Linked DNA regions of Homo sapiens: region 2 is linked to region 1. The links are chromatin loops, found by intact Hi-C in ENCODE. Cell type or tissue: ovary. All regions are shown on one strand.

Region 1 (2,500 bases):
TCCATTGCCCATGGCCCTCCATGTGCTGGACTCTGGCTGTTTCTCATCCGTGACTTGTTTCACCACATCCCTCCTTCTAGGTTACCCAGATTCCATTAATTGAAATCCTTCTCAATCTTGCACCCCCAGGTAGGCCTTTCCCAGCCCTTGGCCTCTGTGCACTTATCTTCTAGCTGCCTTATGCACCTCCTGGACCCCCTAAACTGTGGGCTCCCTTAAGGCAGATAGGGCTCTCATTTGCCTCTGATTCTGAGCATCTGCCCTGTGACTGACAGGTGACAGAGCCTTAGCAGATGCCAGCAGTATAGACGGTAACAGAGGAAGGAGCGAGGAGAGGATTTCCATTATGGGTGGGTCTCCCACCAACTCCAGTTCACAAGCTCTCAGGCTAATTCAGATGGGAAAAGACATCCCTTAGACATCAATGAGTGTCTGGTACTGACTATGCTGGCAGTTCTGAAGAAGTGAAGATAAAATGCTCATAGAGGACTGTCTACAAGGAGCCCACAGTCTGCAAGAGAGTTAAAGCCCTGGGGGTTGTATAGAAGGCAAGAAGAGAAACCAAGAGGCACTGGGTTGAGGGGCTGATGAATGAAAGCATATGAGGGGCCTAGTGGCTGAGTTTGGGGCTATCTGAAGGAGGAAGCTGGTCCTCTGCCTGGGTTCACTGAGTCTACGCCTGGCCTGGCTTGTGGCAGCTCAGACACTTGCCTCAGGCCACAGATGGTCTACACTCGTAGTGAAAAAGGTTGCAATGCCTCCCACCCCTGTGTAGCACTGCAGAGCTTCCCAAGTTTTTGTATGCATGAGTCTCAAAAATCCTTGAGGATTTTTGACCAGTTTATCACATTCCCACATTATAAGTGAGGGAATCTGGTCTTCTGAGTTTTAGTTTCATTAATCCCTATGGTGGCTATGTTTTGAAATTCTGATGTGAGTTGTTTTCGAAATCAGAGGTTGTTTGATTTGGAAGAGGCATAGAAGCCAACTAGTTTACTCTCCCATTTCAGGGGAGGCACCTACAGTCTGCTTGTGAGAATTTTATTTTTCCTTTATTTTATTTTTCTTTTTTTTGCAACAGGGTCTTGCCGTGTTGCCTAGCCTGGCGTGGAGTGGCTAATCTCAGGCACAGTGCCACTGCTGATCAGCACAGGAGTTTTGACCTGCTCCATTTCTGACCTGGGCCAGCCAGTTCATACTTCCTTAGGAAACCTGGTGGTCCCCTACTCCCAGGAGTTGCCATATTGATGCTAAACTTAGTGTGGACATCCAGTAGGCATAGGGTGCTACAGCTCAGAACTTCTGGACTCAAGTGATCCTCCTGCATCAGCTTCCTGAGTAACTCGGACAACAGGTGCACACACACTGCCGTGCCTGGAAGCGTTCTTTTTTCTTTTTTTCTTTCCCTCTTTCCCATTCTTTCTCTCAACAAATATTTATTTAACAGTTACCATGTATCAAGCACTGTTCTAAGTGCTTGGGAGACATCAATGAACAAAAAAGACAAAACTCTCCCAAATCTTCTCTGCTTTCTTGAAGTTTATAGTGTAACAGAGAGTGACAGCTGTACAAATAAACATAATAAGCAAATAAATTAAACAGCATCTAATATGGTGGCAAATGCCGTAAAAAATAAGTAGAAAGGCTAGAGGAATTCAGGGATGCCAACAGCAGAGGTAGGAGGCTCAGGGAAGGCGCATCTGGTCCTGGGAGCTGAGGGGCAGGGCCTGTGGGGAGAGTGTCCTGCCCTGGGCACTCTTGTGCTTGCTCAGAAACCAGATCTCAGGCCTCAAGCTTCTCGGTTCAGTGCTTAACTTCCCTTATCTCTGGCTGGGCGTGGTGGCTCACGCCTGTAATCCCAGCACTTTGGGAAGCCAAGGCAAGTGGATCGCAAGGTCAGGGGTTTGAGATCAGCCTGACCAACATGGTGAAACCCCATCTCTACTAAAAATACAAAAATTAGCTGGGCATGGTGGCTGGTGCCTGTAATCCCAGCTACTCAGGAGGCTGAGGCAGGAGAATTGCTTGAACCTGGGAGACGGAGGTTGTAGTGAGCCGAGATCACACCACTGCACTCCAGCCTGGGTGATAGAGCGAGACTCCGTCTCAAAAAATAATAATAAAAAATAAAAAATCTTCCCTTATCTCCCTCTGGACATTGGTAAATGTACCCCACCAATTTCCATTCATTGTCTCGAGGAGAAACCATTGAGCATAGTAGTTAAGAGTATGAATCTGGGCTGGGCATGGTGGCTCATGCCTGTAATCCCAGTACTTTGGGAGGCCAAGGCAGGTGGATCACCTGAGGTCAGGAGTTCAAGACCAGCCTGACCAACATGATGAAACCCCATCTCTACTAAAAATACAAAAAAATTAGCCAGGTGTGGTTGCGGGCACCTGTAATCCCAGCTACTCGGGAGGCTAAGGCAGGAGAATTGCTTAAACCCAGGAGGCGGAGGTTGCAGTAGGCCAAGAGCGCGCCATTGCACTGCACCCTGGG
Region 2 (2,500 bases), 560 kb after region 1:
ACATAGGCTGTGGGAGTGGGCTGGAGGGGACACTGGCCTCCAGATGGCCTCATGCCCTTCATGCGTCTAGCTTGCATGGAGGGGTAACCCAATAGCTAAGGAGAAAAGGCTTCTCCCAGACCCTTCTACCAGGTAGTCACATGGGGTGGAAACAGGATCCATATTTCCTGATTCCCAAGTCTCTCTGCTGCATTACTTAGCAACTAAACATAATGTAGCAATACATATTACTACAAATCTCCCTGAAATCTAGCAATATACCTTTTTTTAATCTCCATTTTTACAGATGGGGGAATTCAGCCTTGGGGAAGTGAATTAACCTGCCCAGTGTCTCTCAGTTAGCAAGTGGGGTAGAGCTAAGGTTCGCATCTAGTTTGGCTCAGAGCTTTCTGTTAACCGGCATCCAATCCTGTTTCACCTGAGAGGAGCAATGTGGAGTGAGAGCTGGGAATACCCACCCTGTAGACTCAGTCTCAGAACAAGGGTGAAAAGGGCTTTAAAATCACTCGCCCTCACTTGGCGGAATAACAATGCTCACAGCAGCCGTGTGGTTCTCAGGGCATTTCCCCAAGCTTTCTTTATCCTCCCTGGAGTTTCTCCTCTCACCAGCCGCTCTATCTGGGCACGGGCCTCTGAAGCTCCTGTCTGTCTGGCCGGTCCACTGGGCCCCCTTCAGAGGAAAGGCTGCTCTCATTCCTCAGGGATGTCCCAGAGCCTGGCGCCGCTGCTGGGCATGAGCAGGAGGGCGGGAACGATTTGCTGAGTGAGGAAGTCAACAAGGCGGGGCGGGCATCATCATGCCCACTTTGCAGGTGGGGAGACTGACGCTCTGGGCGCTGGAGGGACCCCTCAGATCGCCACAGCTGCTTCTTCCCCCAGGCGCTGGGCTTGTCCCTTGCAGCACAGAATCTCTGGGTCAGTAATCATGCAAAGGGTGAAAGCCAGAGGAACCTGGGTTAGCAAGTGACACGAAGGGACTTTCCAGGATCCCCCCACCGCGAGGCCTGGCACGAAGGAGGGCTCACAGTCCGGCTCCCAGAGCCCTGCAAGTCGGGCGCGCTCAGCCCACCTGCTCCCTGCATTGGTGGTGGCGGGCGGCCCGCACTCCCCGCGCCCCAGGCCCGCCCGCTCCCGCCCGGCTCGGCGCTCCCTCGGCTGAGCAGCTAGGCTCTGCATTGCAGGGGTCCCACCGGGCCGCAGGGTAGCCTCGCCCCCGCCGCTCCTTCCTTTGTCCCTGCCCCGCCGCTGCGGCGTCTGCGGCTTCTGCGGCCGCCTGGGAGCGGGCATGGGTGGGCGGGGCCCGTGGCGGCGCTGCCCGGTGCACCAGCACCATCTAGGGGCGCTACGACAGCAGGAAGGGCGCTCCGCTGGCATCCGTGGGTCGCCGCCTGGCCCTGGGCAAATTTTCCCAAACTCCGGCCTCGGTTTCCCGGGTTACCGTGGAGGCGACAAGCGGGTCCACTCCTATCAGGTGTCCTCACTGGTACAGTCGTAATCCCTTAATGAAGGGGATTGATCGTCTCCACAGCCGCTAATAGGCAAGGAGGGAAACTGAGGCTCTGAGGGGTTAAGTAACTTGTCCCAGGGGATATAGTTCTGGGGACAGAACCAAGAATCAAAACCAGGTGCATTTGAGCTCCTAATCTGTGCGTGGAACCCCTTGGCTGTGCGGCGTGGAAGAGGGCAGTTTCTCCTGATATGCCACATGCAGTGGGACAGCTTGTCCTGCTCCTTGTCCTCTGCTAGCTACTTTCTGTATGATCAAGTCATGTGACCGCTTTGAAACTCAGCTGTGTCACTCACTTTACCTTAGGGATCATCCCAAGGCCTTCCTTCTTCCCGGCTCTCAGGGAGGCAGGTCTCAACCATGAAAAGGTTTCAGAGGATGGGAGCCACAGTGAGAATCAAGAGGGAAGGGCCTCTGAAGACAGAGCTAGCTCCATAAACCTGTCCAATTATCACCCTTACAAGCGCAGAGCTCCAGAACCCCCAGGCAGAGGCAAATTTCCCTTAGACCCCGGCTTTGAGGCTTGCAGCCCATGTTATTATCTCCATTTTACAGCTGAGAAAATTGAGGCACAAAGAGACTTGGGCACTTTCTCAGAGTTGCAGTCCTGGGTGAAATGTGCTCAGGGCTCCCTCTCCTGGGCTGGGGGGCTCCCTCAGGAGATCCCGGATGGTCTGAAGCACAAGGTTTACTGAGCCCCAGTGGAGGGTGCAGCCCTGAAGAAGAAAGTGGGAGGGTTTGGTCTGGAAAAGAGAAGACCTTGAGAAACTCAAAGGCTATCTCTAAATCACAGGGGCCTAACACATGAATGAGTAGGCAGAAGTACAGGGCAAAGAAGGGATATATGGGGAGAGGGTAGAGTGGTTGGGTTTTAGCAAAAGGAGCAACAGAAACAGACTGTTGAAGAAGCCCTGCTGCCACATGGCATGACAGATAACCTGCTCCCCAAAGCTACCCTGCGTCCATCGTCTTCTGAAGGCTGCCCGGCTGCTC

Evidence for each region. A loop is a pair of places that touch in the nucleus more often than their neighbours do. Peaks named below come from ENCODE experiments on the same cell type or tissue, not always from the same donor. Only the 100,000 strongest peaks of a DNase experiment are listed, where the experiment ranks them.
Region 2: a loop joins it to region 1, with 2.1 times the contacts of the local background. A loop is called at or near these places in 24 of 110 quality-filtered maps.

What each region holds. Positions count from the first base shown.
Region 1 is chr2:15,949,613-15,952,112 of GRCh38, forward strand. It overlaps the pseudogene RN7SL104P. Among named protein-coding and RNA genes, the nearest start is that of MYCNOS, 9.2 kb to the left of the region's middle. In ovary, no CTCF peak of the experiment used is centred here; a DNase peak (open chromatin) is centred at 1,129.
Region 2 is chr2:16,507,100-16,509,599 of GRCh38, forward strand. No RefSeq gene overlaps it. Among named protein-coding and RNA genes, the nearest start is that of CYRIA, 160 kb to the right of the region's middle. RefSeq lists a silencer at 1,142-1,436. In ovary, a CTCF peak has its summit at 1,335 (motif pointing left); a DNase peak (open chromatin) is centred at 754; H3K4me3 peaks cover 520 bases.